Regions from separate parts of the Homo sapiens genome. Here region 2 is linked to region 1. Evidence: chromatin loops called from intact Hi-C (ENCODE). Cell type or tissue: GM12878. All regions are shown on one strand.

Region 1 (8,000 bases):
AGAAGTATAAATCTGGGAGTCAATGGCGTATATTTAAAATAGCCATGAGACTGGGTGATACCACTTACACCATGAAGAGAATGAGTGAAGATAGAGCAGGAAAAAGAGGAGTAAGAACTGACCCTTGAAGCTCTTCAATATGAGGACATCTGGGAGAAGAGGAAGATCCTGCCTCCAGTGAGGTGGGATGAAAGCCAGGAGAGTGTGTGTTCTGGAAAACAAGTGAAGAATGTGTTTTGAGGAGGAGGAAGTGATCAACTGTGTCAAATGCTGCCAACAGTCAAGTAAGGAATAAGAACTGACCCTTTGTCTAACAATGTGGAGATTGTCTGGAGAACAGTTTCTGTGGAGTGATGGGGGCAAAAACCGATTAAAGTAGGTTTAAGAAAGATGGAGACAGCTAGAATAGCTAAGTCTCCTAATGAATAAATGAATATCTATTTCTAACCCATTTTTTTTTCTTCTTTTTTTTTTTTTTTTTTTTTTTTTGAGACAGGAAACCACTCTATTGTCCATCTGGAGTGCAGTGGCGTGATCATGGATCACTACAGCCTTGACCTCCTGGGCTCAAGCAGTCCTCCCACCTCACCCTCCTGAGTAGCTGGGACTACAGTCGTGTGCCACCATTCCCAGATAATTTTTGTAGAGACAGTGTTTTGCTAGTTTTGCCCAGACTGGTCTCAGACTCCTGAGCTGAGCACAAGTGATCTGCCCACCTCTACCTTCCTGTGCTGGGATTACAGGCATAAGCCATGGAGCCCAGCCCTCCAACACCATTTCCTTTTTTTTTTTTTTTTTCCAGATGCAGTCTTGCTTTGTTGCCTAGGCTGGAATGCAGGGGCACGATCTCGGCTCACTGCAACCTCCCCTTCCCAGGTTCAAGTGATTCTCCTGCCTCAGCCTCCTGAGTAGCTGGGATTACAGGCGCCCGCCACCACGCTCGGCTGATTTTTGTATTTTTAGTAGAGACAGGGTTTCACCATGTTGGCCAGGCTGGTCTCAAACTCCTGACCTCAGGTGATCTGCCCGCCTCGGCCTTCCAAAGTGCTGGGATTACAGTCTGAGCCACCACGCCCGGCCACCATTTCTAATAGTAGTTCCTATTGGAATTTTAGAAGACTCATTAGTTGCACTTCACTTTTCCTCCCCACAAGATGACAGCCAGGAGTTAGGCAAATGGCAGTCTGTTTGAGAAAGTAGTTTTAATTGTGGGGAAACTGTGGACTTGCCAGTAGCCCCCGAATCAAATATACCCCCACCCAACTGCTGGCATTTCCAGCAGGGAGCAGATCCTGAACATTTATGGATCTGGGTGGAGAGGAGAATTCGTGCTCTCTGCGGAGTGTGCAGATCCCAAGAAAAAAGGGAGAGGAAGGGGTTGATCTAGGCATGTTCATTTCCTTCTCTAAAACCAACCAGTCTGATTAGGAGAGGAGTGAGTGAGGGTCAGAGAGTCCCTCTACCTGGAAATAAGAGAGTGGACAGTAACTAAATATTAATTTTTGTATTCAAACATGCAAGGTTATATCAGTCTTCTTCTTTGAGACGCTTGATAAATATTTGAGTAACCTTGCCATCAGTACTGTGGTGTTCCAGTGACTCTTGCTGCATAATAAGCAGCAAAAGTTAGTGACATTAAACACCAATCATTTGATTACACCTGCAGATTTGGATGGGGTAGAGGGTTGGCTTTTTTCTGCTCCATGCCATCTGGGGCCTTCGCTGGGGTGACTGAAATACCAGGGTTGGAGGATGTGGCTTGAGTGACTGGAGGGTTCTTCCCTCCTGTGTCTGAATGCCCTGGGATGGGGAAGGCCGGGATCTGCTGGAACAGACACTGGGGCCACCTATGTGTGTTCTCTTAATGTGGCTTGTGCTTCTCACCTCTTGGCCGCTGTGTCTTAAGAGACAGCATCCCTAGAGGAGGCATCCAGACAGCAGTTGTCCAGGAGAGCATGGCCGAGGCACAGGCCTTTCACCCCAGGCGGTGGGAGGAGTGCAGCCTCACTTCTGCTGCGTTCTGCCTTATGTGAAGAGTCACTGAGGCCAGCCCAGAATGAAGGGGAGGAGAACGGGACTCCACTCATGGTGCCGGTGATGGTTGTGGGAGGGTCACATTGCAAAGGTGCCTGTGTGGTGGAGACATTGTCGCAGTGATCTTCTACCCAGTATCTGTTTGGAAATTACACTCTGTCCCACATGGGATAAAGCCTTGTAATCAGAACAAGGGTTCCCACATAAGTGGTTAATTTAACCATAGTGATTATTATGTTTTCCTACTAAATTATACTTTTTGAAGGAAGACTTTATTAAAACAACTAACTATAATATTTACTAGGATTTTTATTACCATATTTAAATAGGTTAGTTTTTTTTAAGTAAAGTATTTTGGGTATATAATTGTGTGTGTTTTTTTTTAAATCACTATTAAATGGTCTTTAGCCTTAACCTTCCTTTTCCTTGATCTGGGCATACGTGCTTTTCTGATTCACTTTAAACCAAACTCCCTCCATGCCTGCGTACTTCCTTCCCTCCCTCCCAAGCTCCTATTAATTGTGTGGTAAAATATATGTAATATAACATTTACCATCTTAACCATTTTTAAGTGTATAGTTCAGTGGCATTAAGGACATTCACATTGTTGTGCGGCCATCACCAGCATCCATCTCCAGACCTTTTTCATTTTTCCCAACTGAAACTCTTCAACCTTTCTTTTCTTTTCCTCTTTTTTTTTTTTTTGAGACGGAGTCTCCCTGTGTCGCCAGGCTGGAGTGCAGTGGCGTGATCTTGGCTCACTGCAACCTCTACTTCCCAGGTTCAAGCGATTCTCCTGCTTCAGCCTCCCAAGTAGCTGGGACTACAGGCGCGTACCACCATGCCAGCTAATTTTTGTGTTTTTAGTAGAGATGCGGTTTCACCATGTTGGCCAGGATGGTCTCGATCTCTTGACCTCATGATCTGCCCACCGTGGCCTCCCAAAGTGCTGGGATTACAGGCGTCAGCCACCGCGCCCAGCCTTCATTCAGCCTTTCTTGATATGCAAGGAAGGCTCATAGCAAATATGCCTCCTTCTCTGCCTTCCATTCAGATCTCTGCTTCCTTGGTTTCACTTTACCAAGATAGATCTGATTCCCATCTAGTTACTCCTTGGCAGGAAGTCTCTCACTCTGTATGTCCATTGATACAAAATACGCCTGTACCACAGATACAGTTAGTAGAGGGCCTTCATGGAGGGTAGTTATGTAACTGACTGGTTGATAGTATGGAAATTTCACCTTTCTTCCCAGCAGATGGCAGAGTCCACCTCTGAACAAAGTTACTTATTGTGTTCTTCAAAATCTTCTATAAATGAGGAAGTATTTTGGATTTCTTTAACAATCTCTGTTAAATAAATATTGCTTTACTTAAAAAAATGTTGATGGACAGCTTATATATGTGCAGCATAGTTGTTTGGGCATTAGTGATAGCAAAAGTAAGCCATTCAGGGAGTCAGAGCAAATTTTCTCGTGACAGACCTGGATCAATTGAGATTGTTGACTTATCTTGGTCAGAAGCAGTGTTCAATTTCCATGTGACTGGTGTCCCTCTCCTCACATCTCTTGAATTATGAAAGATAATATGTATTCATGGGAAAAAGGTGTGCTTACTGAGCATGCTCCTGACCAGTTTTAAATAGCCACGTGTCATAATTAAACAATTAACTTTGTGCAAAGTACAAAACTAGACAATTTTTTTTTAACTTATAAGACAATATCCCCACTTGTGGCAAGCAAGAGCTAAGACATACACATGGAGAAATTAAAAACAGAATATACAAAATCAAGTCCTTTAACCCAATGGCCACCTCTTCTCAAAGAAACTGCTGAGGCTGGGTCTGCCATGCCCCCTGTCTCTGCTTCTATCAGTCAGTGTCCTTGTTTAAGCTGTCTGACCTCTTGTCTTGGGTGACACCAGCATTTTATCATGGTCTGTACTTCCTGCCTCAGCCCAGCTTTCTCATAAGTCAGTCCTCCACAGCTCACTTCCCTTTAGCACCGCTGGTCCTTGGCCAGCAAGCTGCCTTCACTTTCAACTGCTTCTCTGCACATTTCTTCCACCCCCTGTCTCCATTGAAATTTGGCTGTCCTGGAAGAACGCCACTTCCCTGCAACCCTTTCAGGTGGTTATTTATTCTCTCACATCCCATGCATTGACTATTAGGGTCAATTGACTATCGACTATTAGGGATTGACTATTAGGGTGACTGTTGACTATTAGGGATTGACTATTAGGGTGACCATGTAATTTATCATCAAAACCAGACCCACTTGAGTGTGAAAGGAGACACTATTAATTATGCAGGGACAACATGCATAAACTGTGATTATCTTGGACAAACCAGGACTTGTGCTTACTGTTTTAACTTTGTTTTTGCATTAAAAAATTACTACAAATTTAACTGCTTAAAATAGTGGAAACTTATTGTCTCCGTTTTTGTAAGTCAGAAGTCCAGGCTGTCTACTCCAGGTGTCACTGAGCTGAAATCGAAGTGTCAGTTGAGGCTGTAGTTATCACCTAGGGCTTAGAGGGCCTCCTGCTGGCTCCCTGTTCGCACAATTTGTTTAGTTGCACCTGTGGTGCTGAGGTCCCCATTTTCCTGCTGGCGGCCAGCTGAGGATGAGTCTCAGCTCCCAGAGGCTGCCTACAGTTTCTTTTCATGTGGCCCCCCATAGGCAGTTTGCAACACGAACATTTGCTTTCTTCTCGGCCAGCTAGAATGCATCTCTCTGATTTTCTTTCCTGCAACCAGCCAGAGAAATATGGCTTTTACGGGGTTCATGTGATTAGACCAGGCCCACCCAGTGTAATCTCCCTTTTGCCTTATAACATAATGTAATCGAAGGAATGATAGCTTATCATATTTATAGCTTCCACCCACACTCAAAGGGGAAGAGATCATACAAGGACAGGGTTCGCTGAAGGTAAACAGAATTCTGCCTACACTAGTCACCCTGATTATTTTTCTACCTGTTTTCCAATTAGCTACTTCTAGACTATTACGTCTTGAATCTCTTAGTTTTTTTAAAAAAAGTAATATTAGCAAACCAAATTTGGAAGAACATACAAAGGACTATACAACATGAGCAAGTGAGAATTACCCCTGAAATGCAAAAGTTGGTTTGCATGCAAAAATCAGTATAATATACCTTGTTAACAGACTAAAGGATGAAAAATAAGATCATCTCAATAAATATGAAAAAGGAATTTGACAAAACCCAAAATTCTGTCACGATAAAAAAAAAATGCAATAAACTGGGAATAGAAGAGAACTTTCTCAACCTGAAAAAGGACATCTATGAAAAACCCACAGTGGTCAGTCAGAGTGGCTCACACCTTTAATCCCTTCGAGAGACTCAGGAGGGAGAATCACTTGAAGCCAGGAATTCGAGACCAGCCTGAGCAACATAGTGAAACGCTATCTCTACCAAAATAATAACAATAATGAAAAAAAAATAGCTGGGCTTGGTGGTGTACACTTGTAGTCCTGCCTACTCAGGAGGCTGAGGTGGGAGGATCACTTGAGCCTGGGAGGTTGAGGCTGCAGTAAGTTATGATTGCATCACTGGCACTCCAGCCTGGGTGACAGAGTGAGACCCTGTCTCTTAAGAAAGAAAAACCCACAGTTAACATCATACTTAATAGTGAAAGACTGAAAGCTTTTCCCCTAAAACCAGGAAAAAGACAAGGATATCCACTCCTGCCATTTTTATTCAACATTGTACTGAAGGTCCTAGCCAGGGTACTTAAGCAAGAAAGCAAGCAAAATGCATCCATATTGAAAAGGAAGAAGTAAAACTACCTCTCTTCACAGATGACATGATCTTGTATATAGAAAATCCTAACACACACAAAAAACCATTATAGATAATAAATTTACCAAGTTTATAAGATACAAAATCAATACAAAAATATTAGATTGGTGCAAAAGTAATTGTGGTTTCCCCGTTACTTTTAATGGCAAAAACTGCAATTACTTTTGTACCAACCTACTTCAAAAAATGCAAAAATTAGTTATATTTCTCTATATTGACAATGAACAATCTGAAAATGAAATTAAGAAAACAGGTTCATTTACAGTAGCATCAAAAAGAACAAAATAGGATTATATTTAATCAAAGAAGTACTAAACTTGTGCACTAAAAAGTGGAAAACATGGCTGAAAGAAATAGGCCGAGTGTGGTGGCTCATGCCCATAATCCCAGCACTTTGGGAGGCTCAGGTGGGTGGGTCACTTGAGGTCAGGAGTTTGAAACCAGCCTGGCCAACATGGTGAAACCCCATCTCTATTAAAAATACAAAAAAAAAAAATTAGCCAGGTGTGGTGGCGCGTGCCTGTAGTCCCAGCTACTTGGGAGGCTGAGGCAGGAGAACTGCTTGAACCTGGAAGGTGGAGGTTGCAGTTAGCCAAGATCGCACCACTGTGCTCCATCGTGGGTGACAGAGAGAGACTCCATCTCAAAAAAAATAACAAAAAGAAGAAATTAAGACCTAAGGAAATAGACATGCTGTGTTCATGGGTTAGAAGACTTAACATTTAAAATGACAGTACTCCCCAATTCATCTACAGATTCAGTGCAGTCTCTATGAAAATCTCAACTGCTTTTCTGCATAACCCCATAAACTGATCCTAAAATTCATATAGAAATACAAGAGATCCAAAATGGTCAAAGCAGTCTTCAAAAAGAGAAGCAAATTTGGAGGCTGAGGCAGGTGGATCACAAGGTCAGGAGATCGAGACCATCCTGGCTAACACGGTGAAACCCCATCTCTACTAAAAATACAAAAAATTAGCCGGGCGTGGTAGCAGGTGCCTGTAGTCCCAGCTACTCAGGAGGCTGAGGTAGGAGAATGGCGTGAACCTGGGAGGCGGAGCTTGCAGTAAGCTGAGATCGCACGCACCACTGCACTCCAGCCTGCAGCCTGGGCGACAGAGTGAGACTCCGTCTCAAAAAAAGAAAAAAGAAAAAAAAAGAATAGCAAATTTGGAAGACTCACACTTCCTGATTTTAAGACTTACTTCAAAGCAATAGTAATCAAGACGGTGATACTGGCATGAAGATAGAATTGAGACTCCAGAAATAAACCCTTGTATTTGTTGTTGTCGATTTTTCAATGAGGGTGATGACCATCCAATGGAGGAAAGAATAGTCTTTTCAAAATATGGTGCTGAGACAACAACTGGATATTCACAGGCAAAAGAATGAATTTGGATCCCTGCCTTATACCATATGAAACACGAATTCAAAATGGATTATAGACCCCTTAATGTAAGAGCTACAACTATAAAACTCTTAGAAAAAGAGATTAGATGTAAGTCTTTATGACCTTGAGTTAGTGCCTTCTTAAATATACTACCAAAAGCTCAAGCAACAAAAGAAAAATAGACAAATTGGACTTCAACAAAATTAAAGATTTTGGTGCTTCAAAGGGTGCCATCAAGAAAGTAAAAAGATAACCCACTGAGTAGAAAATATTTACAAATCATGTATCTGATAAGGGACTTGTATCCAGAATTATAAAGAACTCTTAAAACTCAGCAACAACAAAAACAACACCCCAACTAACCCAGTTTTAAAATGGGTAAAGGGCAAAATAGAATGGTCGTTATCAGTTGGGAGGAGAAAATGGGAAATTATTGTTTCATCAGTATAGAGTTTCAGATTTGCACGATGAAAAAGTTATGGCAACGTGAACATACTTAACACTACTACTGTACTATACACTTAAAAATGGTTAAGGTGGTAAATTTTATGTTGTGTGATTTTACCAGTGAAATATGTAGATTAGGCTGGGCATGGTGGCTCATGCCTGTAATCCCAGCACTTCGGGAGGCTGAGGCAGATGGATTGCTTGACTCCAGGAGTTTGAGACCAGCCTGCCCAACACAGTGAAACCCCATCTCTACACAAAATACAAAAATTAGCCAGGTGTGGTGGTGGGTGCCTGTAATCCCAGCTACT
Region 2 (8,000 bases), 290 kb after region 1:
ACATTTGATCCTCCCAGGGCCCTGCCAGGTTGTTTTGCATATGTGCATTTTAATTTCAAAAAGTCTTCCTTCCAAGCGTGTATGATGAAATGAGTAAATTGATTAATTGGCGTAACTTATTTTGCATGGATCCAACCTAATGTTCATGCAGGATAGAGAACATTTCCAGAATACAAATTTCCAAACTTATTAAGAAGCTTTTATTCATTTATTATTCGACAAATATGTATGATGCTCCCACTATGTGCAGAACACTACAGAGGGAATCTGTATTAGTTGTTTTATTTACTCCTCTAACAATCTTATTCAAGAGATATGATTATCCTCATTTCAGGAGAAAAATATTGAGGCTTAAAACAATGATGTGACTTGCTCATGGAGCCCCAACCTTAAGTGGCAGATCCAGGGCTCATTCAGTCCTGGTCTTGTGCCTTTCTACTATTTTCCGCTGTCCTGGAATGGGACTTGGTGCGGAGACGGGTCCTGAATTGTCTAGGCCTCTTGCACATATTCTGATACTTCCCGAGAGTGGGAAGGGCCTGAGGGGAGTGAAACAGATGAGGAAAGGGAGAAGACACCATCCTTCCCATTAACAATGCCAGGTGTGTGAGAGAACCCATCAGCCCTGCCCTTCCAAATGTGGTGCTTCCCATGGGCTGACTGCAGTTGACTTCGCTTCCCAGGACCCCACCATGACTCCTGCCGAGCTGCTACCCAGGGTCACGGCATTCCTTCCTGCCCTGAAGCATGGAGCCATAGCCCCAAAGCTGTTCTCTGGCCTTGAGGGTTTGTTTTCACTTTGGGATTTCCCTACTTCCATTTCTAGCTGTTCTCAAGGGCTCCTGCATCGATCAGTCAACAGGTGTTTCTTAAAACACCCATTCAGGGTGTGCTAGGATCCATACCAGGGACTGGGGAAACTATTATGAACAAAAACCTGCTTCTTGCCCTCAAGGACCTCACAGTCAGCTGGAGAGACAGACATTAATGAGAAATCCACCCTTAAAAAGATGAGATTACACATGGAGATAAGCGCTCTAAGGGAAGTGAAACATGTCCAGGGGAACTGCAACGAAGAACCTGAGTTGGCCTGGGCTGTCCAGCGCGAGCTGAAGGGCGAAGGGAGTCCACTGGGTGAGGGGTAGAGGGAGAGAGTGAGAACAGGGAAGAAGGCTCCCAGGTGGGAGGGAGCAGGGCACCCAGGGAACTGATAGATGTCACAAGGCTAGAGTGCAGAGAGCAAAGGAGAAGGGTGTGGAAAGTGCTGGGGCAGACAGGCCAGGCCTTCAAAGGTGGCTGCCGGGGTGGGGGGTGGGGGGGCGGGGAGGCGGGGGGTGGGGAGGCGGGGAGTGGGCAGTGTGTGTGATGTAATCAGCTTTGCAATTTGAAAAGCTCATGTCATCTGGATCCTGGGATGGAATGGAGGAGCTGGGAAGCAGGATGACATCGGAGGGGCTGATGAGCAGGATGGCAGCAGAGATGAAGGGAGGGGACAAATGCCAGGAACATGAGAGGTGAGGGAGAGATGCTGTCAAGGATGATTCCTGGGTCTGGGACTTTCAGACAGGTGGATCTTCCTTAGAATCTTAGTGCTGAGTGTGGTGGGCAAAAACTCTTTAAGTCTCCTTGACCTCCAAAATTTGGCCTTGAGGCTGGGCACAGTGGCTCATGCTGGTAATCCTAGCACTTTGGGAGGCCCAGGCGGGCAGATGACTTGAGGTCAGGAGTTCGAGACCAGCCGGGCCAACACAGTGAAACCTTGTCTCTACTAAAAATACAAAAAAAAATTAGTCGAGCTTGGTGGTGCATGCCTGTAGTCGCAGCTACTCCGGAGTCTGAGACAGGAGAATCACTTAAACCCGGGAGGTGGAGGTTGCAGTAAGCCAAGATTGTGCCACTGCACTCCAGCCTGGGCAATAGAGTGAGACTCCATCTCAAAAAAATACAAAAAAAAAAAACAAACTTTGGCCTTGGTACACTCCTGTGTGGTCCCAGCTATCCAGGAAGTATAGATTCTGGCAGGGATCAGAGCTGGTAGGATCCCTGAAGGCCACTGCACTGCCTGGAAGCTGAAATTGGTGAGATGTTACCTCGCGGGGTGGGCAGTGGCCTAGGCTCTGCCAATATGCAACGGACAGTGGCTTAATCAGGGTGTGGAGGCTCGGTCACGGTTCCAGCAGTCAGCTGACATAGAACACATGCTCAGCTGGTTGATTCAGATGAGGAAGGAGACTAAGGCCCCGGAGAGGATGTGGCTCGGCCGTGGTCTCCTTTCAGTTCCCCTTATTCCAGGTCTCTTTTCAGGGGATGCTCTCCTGGAACCCCTTTCATTAGCTCCTGTACAGCAAAAACAGACTTTTTAAGGCAGCGTTTCTTGTAGCCTGAGCATGTGCTGAAAGTACAGCCAGGAGAAAGAATCAGGAAGACGGGAGATGATGAGATGAGTGATAGGGACAGGAGCCAACACCCGACAGGCCTGTGCTTGTCTTGGGTCTGTTCCTGCCCCCGCCAGCATTAATGCCATAATGATGATGATTCAGGTGGCAGTGGCGATGTGGCTTTCCCTTATTGAGTATTGACTGTATTGGGCATTCTCTCTCCTCGCTACTCACAGTGGTCCATAGACCAGCAGTGTTGGCAGCACCCAGGAATTTAGAAATGCAGAATTCCAGGCTCCACTGAAGACCTGCTGGATCAGAATCTGCATTTTAAAGAGGGCCTCATGCTTCCCATGTATATGAAAGTTTCAGAAGCTCTGCTGTGTATTATGCCCCATGTGTGATCACGGGAGGAAGATTTTTTTTTTTTTTTGAGACAGCGTCTCATTCACTCTGTCGCTCAGGCTGGAGTGCAGTGGCACAATCTTGGCTTACTGCAACCTCCACCTCCCAGGTTGAAGCGATTCTCCTGCCTCAGCCTCCGGAGTAGCTGGGATTACAGGCGCCAGCCACCATACCTGGTTAATTTTTGTAATTTTAGTAGAGACAGGGTTTCGCCATGTTGGCCAGGCTGGTCGTGGACTCCTGATCTCAAGTGATCTGCCCACCTTGGCCTTCCAAAGTGCTGAGATTACAGGCATGAGCCACTGCACTCAGCCTGGAAGACTCTTATTATCCTCATTTTTCAGATGGGGAGACTGAAGCTTCAGAAAGGTTAAATTACTTACCCAAGATTATGCAACTGGTGAGAGACCGGATTAGGGTCAGCACAAAACCCCTCTCTACTCTGAGCATAGGGCCCCTTTTCAGGCCAGTGACTGCCCTCTGAGGTAAACCTGGCTACAGCCTGGTCATGGAGATTTGAGTTCATTTTAAAGAGAACTTGGGTGGCCTCTGGCTGAGTATAGCTCAGACTCGAAGGCGAGTGTTAGAAGCACCCTGGCCTCCCCTGCCCCCAAGTCCTGAGATGCACTAGGGTCATGTTCGGGCCTGTCAGGGCCACACTGGAAGGTCACAACCACCTGGCCCTGGCGGTGACCCTGGGCCTGGGCCAGGAGCAGTTGGGCTGCATAGGCCGTACTGAGAGAGCAGCTGACCCTCCCTGACTCACGACAAGTGCCGCATTCCGAGGCGGCCCGGCCAGGCTGGAAAGCGTGTGTGTCTGTGTGTGTGTGTGTGTGTGTGTGTGTGTGTGTGTGTGATCACTCAAGTGGGCATGCGCAGAGTCTGTCAGGGAGAAAATTCCAGAAAGAAGCCAGTTGGAAACTGCATAGGGAAAAATCGTTCTGTTTTGGGGAGCTTGGGGGGCTGGGAAATTAGGAAGGGGGTCACATTGAGAAATAACAGTAGTGGTGCAGCGGAGAGGGAGCTTGCCGGGGCATCAGGACCCCTGAAAAGCTCATCTCAGCTCCGGCCTTAAGTCACTCCACCCCCCAGGTCTCAGCTTTCTGCAAAATTTAAGTGCTGAACAAGTACTCAATGATCTCTGCAAAGCCTTTCAACCCTGATTTTCTAATATTCTAATGAATAAATAATTATCCGTAAAAGTAATTAAATGCCATGGAGGGTCCCAAGTAGGAAACGTTTGAGGTTCTAAAGCGGGCTGGGGAGAAAATGCAGTCGGAAGCCCCAAGTCCAGGTCCGAGAGCCAGCCCGGGGGTCCTCCACTCCCCGCCCTAGCCGCAGGGCTGACACAGTGGTTCCCAGCGCCACCGCGAGCCCCGGAGCCCCGCCGCGTCAGGGTCCGCCGGGACCGCCAGGCCGCCCCCAGGCCGCCACCTGATCGCGAGCAGGCGCCCCCTGCTGGGAGCCCGGGGCCTCACCGGGCAGAGCAACGAGGTCTGGGAGGAGGGGGAAGCCCTGGCCTGGGAACGGGGAGGCCCCGGACAGGCTGGAGGGGGCCCCCGCGAAAAAAGTGGGGAGCTGGCTGTGGTGGGAGAGAGGACGGAAAGGAAACAGGGAGGCAGAGCCAGACAAGATGGGTGAGACAGCCCTTAAAAGGCCGGTCACGAACAAAGCGCTGGCGAGTGCGCGCCCGCCCACGCGCACAGGTGCCCGCGACAAGACGCCCCGTCCCCGCCCACGCGGCCCCCGCGGGCTGAGCCCGGCGCCAGGCCCGCACCCACGGTGGCCCTCCTGCCTCCCTCCCCCTGGTGCTCCCGGGCCTAGCTAGCGGGAGTCGCTGTCACCAGGGACAGAACCACGGAGGACAGCGCTGTCCTGGGCGCCCGGGGTCAGCCCAAAACCAGTCCAGGACCCCCCTGTCACGAGGGAAGGGAGTGGCCTCCCGGGCTGAGGACCCGCGGCGTGAACACTGTGGCTGGCTTCCGCTTCACAGCCAGGAGATGAAGTCGGGGCTGTTTTTTCCGTTTCAGGCTCTTTGTCTCCCCCCACCCCAAGCTACCATGAGCCAGCCTTAGTGACCTTCCTGCAGTGGGCCCAGGCCCGATACGCTGTCGGTTCCCGACAAAGAAGCTCAGGGGCCCAGGTGGAAGGAGGGCTCACTTCCCCACCTCCAGCAAGAAGCTATGGGAGGCAGAATCAGCCAGCCCCGCAGCCTCCGGGGCGCTGGGCCTGGAAGGGGTGCCTGGAAAGGGTGGTGAGGACCTGGTGGGGAGTGCAGGGGGATGCCTGGGAGGAGCGCAGCTCCCCTCATGCTGGGGGCTTGGAGAAGCACAGGGAGAGGGCAAGGTCTCAATAGGGAAATTGAGACTTCCCTGCCAGGACCTGGAATCAGGGCCCAGTAGAGGAAATGAATCCTTAGGGAAGGAGAACCACACTAACATGTATTGAGCACCTACAGTATGCCAGGCCCCACAGTAGGCACTTAATGCTCACCATAACCTAATGATTTTAGAACATTTATCTACCTTGATTCAGTGGGAAAACAGGCCAGGAGAGGTTACAGAGGTCACACTGGAATCCAAACTCAAGTCTTCTAGATTAAAGGCTGAGCTCAGGGGCCTGAGCATGGGGCAGGGAGTGGAGGGACGGAGAATGAGATTAGTAATAGAATCATAATATTTGGACCTGCAGGCGGACCTTGGAAATCGCATCCAGCATCCTTATTTTCCAGATGAGGAAACTGAGTCTCGTAGAGAGGAAGTTGCTTCACCGGGGTCTTGTTCCAGTTGGCCCGGTACCCACCGCCCCCCAGTACATGCCCTTATGCCCAGAAGGCCTCTGCAAACACTCCCTTGCAGGGCCAGGGAGGCCGCTCAGGCTGGCCCTCTGGCCCAGGCCTTCCTGCACCCCCTCCTCCTTCCGCACCCCCTCTGCCTTCCTGCTCCTCCTTTGGGGAAGGAGGTCTCTTGACTGGGAGCAGCAGAATGGGGGTATTTTTAGTCCCCTTCTGTGTACCTGAGACAGAGTTGACAGGCCAGAAACCCAGCTCTGAATTTCCTCGTGTTCCCTCTTGCCTGGGCCTCAAGGCCTGCCCCTGCCCGAGTTCTTTCTCTGCCCTAGGCCCTGCTGGGTCCTCAGGGTCAGCACTGTGCCTGGCATGTGGTGGGCCATCATATTTAACACATGAACAGCTAAACGGCCAGAGGACCCCCATCCCCTGTGGCAGGGACCCCAGGCACAAGGTGGGGCCTGTGAGCCACTCCAGTAATTCTGCCGACCAACGAACTGGTCCCTTTGTTCTTCCCTCTCCACAGGCAAAGAACAGAAGGAGACCAACATCGAATCCATGAAAATGGAGGCAAGTGTTCCACCCCCAGGGGCTCTGTGGATCCTGATTCTAGAAGAAGGACACGGGTGGCGAGTGTGTGTGAGGGGGCGGAGGGTGGGCCCCTCCTCCTTCTTTACACATCCCTCTGTGGGAAGGAGAGGAAGTGGGCGTGGAGGTTGGAAGTCCCCCAACAAGGCAGCCGGCTCATCCCCCTCCAGAGGCCAGACGCCTCCCTTCGTGGCCTGTGGCCGTGTCCATGTGCCCCCCCACCCCCGCCACACATGCCCCTCGCTCCTCCAGCCCACACGGGGCCTGCCCAGCACTCCCAGGGGTGCCCTCTCTGGCCAGGAGCCAGTGTCCACATTGTGTTTGAGGCGAGTGCCTCCTTGGTGGGTCCGTCAGTGCCCACCCTAATGCCCTAATGTCTGTCTCTCTGTCCTAGGGCTCCCGGGGCCGGCTGCGGGGTGGCTTGGGCTGGGAGTCCAGCCTCCGTCAGCGGCCCATGCCGAGGCTCACCTTCCAGGCGGGGGACCCCTACTACATCAGCAAGCGCAAGCGGGACGAGTGGCTGGCACGCTGGAAAAGGGAGGTGAGGCGCCTTCTGGCCTGGGCCCCAGCCCGTCCTGCAGAACTGGAAAACCAGAAGTGATGGGCCTCAGTTTCCCCTTCAGGCTAACCCTTAGAACTTACTGGGAGCCTCTTAATCTCTAGTCATGATGACTGGTTCATCTGCTCCTTCAGCAGATGCTTATTGAACACTTACTGTATACCTGGCTGTGTACTAGACCCTGGGCGTATACGGTTCCTGCTCTCATGGAGTTGACATTCTGATGGGGGAGACAGGCAGAACATAAAGAAACAAGGGGCTGAAATAGAAGATAGCAGAGGCCTGCTTTAGTTGGGGTGGTCAAGACAGGCTTCTTGGAGGAGGTGGCATTTCAGTTAAGGTCTGAAGGAACCGAAGAGCTGGCTCTGTGAGGAGTGGGGTCAGGGAGAGTGTTCTAGGCAGAGGAAACAGCACCAGCAAGGCCTTGACTTGTTTGGCAAACTGTATGCCAGGGTGAAATGGCAAAGGAGAAAGGGCCAGATGCAGCCAGAGAGGCAGGCGGGGCTCCACACATCAGTTGGAGACCTGCAGAGTCTGCCCAAAAGCTGGCTTACTTCTGACAATACTGGGCAGCCATAGAAGGTTTCTGTGCACAGGAAGGATGTGATGTGGATTTGAGAGGCAGCAGTGGAGACAGAGAAGAGCTTTGGGGTGTATTTTGGAGCTAGAATAGCTAGGGCTTGCTGATGGACCGGCAGGGAGGGGAACTGGTGGACTCAAGGAGGACTCACAGGGGTCTGGCCTGAACACCTGGTGATGGTTGTGCCATTTGCTCAGATGGGAAGACCCAGGGGAGGATGAGTTTGGGACAGGTGGGAATTGAGGGCTCCGTGTGAGATGCCAGGTGCCTGGAGTCTGGGCTGTAGGGAAGTACGGGCGACAGAGGTGGGATTTGAGAGCAGAACCCTGGCATTTAAATCCATGGGAACTTAAGGGCTCAGCAAGGGGAGAAGGAGGAGAGACGAAGTCTCAGAACATGTCCATGAAAACCCCGACATTTCTGGGCCACATGGAGAGGAGGAGTGGCAGGCAGTAGGGACTGAGGGAGAAAGCAGTACAGAGCGGTGTCTGGGGAAGCACGGGGTTTTCCCAGAGGGTGGCTGCCCAGCCCTAGGGAAAGCTGAATTCACTGAGACATGCCCATGGCGTTGGACAACCTGGAAAGGAGCTGGTGACTTTATAGAGAAGCTTCTGTGGGGGTCGGGGAGGTGGGAACAGCCCGTGGAGGGCTTCAGCCATGCAGAGAGGTGAGAAAATGGAGGCTGAAAGACTGAGGAGGGAA

What was found. Peaks named below come from ENCODE experiments on the same cell type or tissue, not always from the same donor. Only the 100,000 strongest peaks of a DNase experiment are listed, where the experiment ranks them.
Region 2: a loop joins it to region 1, with 2.9 times the contacts of the local background. A loop is called at or near these places in 5 of 110 quality-filtered maps.

What each region holds. Positions count from the first base shown.
Region 1 is chr2:25,562,896-25,570,895 of GRCh38, reverse strand. The region is part of intron 8 of DTNB (dystrobrevin beta); the gene reads left to right. Among named protein-coding and RNA genes, the nearest start is that of DTNB, 110 kb to the left of the region's middle. RefSeq lists cis regulatory regions at 6,337-6,348, 7,220-7,221 and enhancers at 6,276-6,420, 7,148-7,292. In GM12878, CTCF peaks have their summits at 3,277 (motif pointing right) and 4,574 (motif pointing left); DNase peaks (open chromatin) are centred at 3,295, 4,055, 6,685 and 6,968; H3K27ac peaks cover 1,203 bases.
Region 2 is chr2:25,273,641-25,281,640 of GRCh38, reverse strand. It overlaps DNMT3A (DNA methyltransferase 3 alpha), which reads left to right. Exons shown (of 23, transcript NM_022552.5): 5 at 6,098-6,141; 6 at 6,554-6,700. Among named protein-coding and RNA genes, the nearest start is that of MIR1301, 51 kb to the left of the region's middle. RefSeq lists enhancers at 2,998-3,587, 3,588-4,177, 4,768-5,359, 5,983-6,202 and a silencer at 4,080-4,709. In GM12878, a CTCF peak has its summit at 4,241 (motif pointing left); a DNase peak (open chromatin) is centred at 2,270; H3K4me3 peaks cover 718 bases; H3K27ac peaks cover 6,773 bases.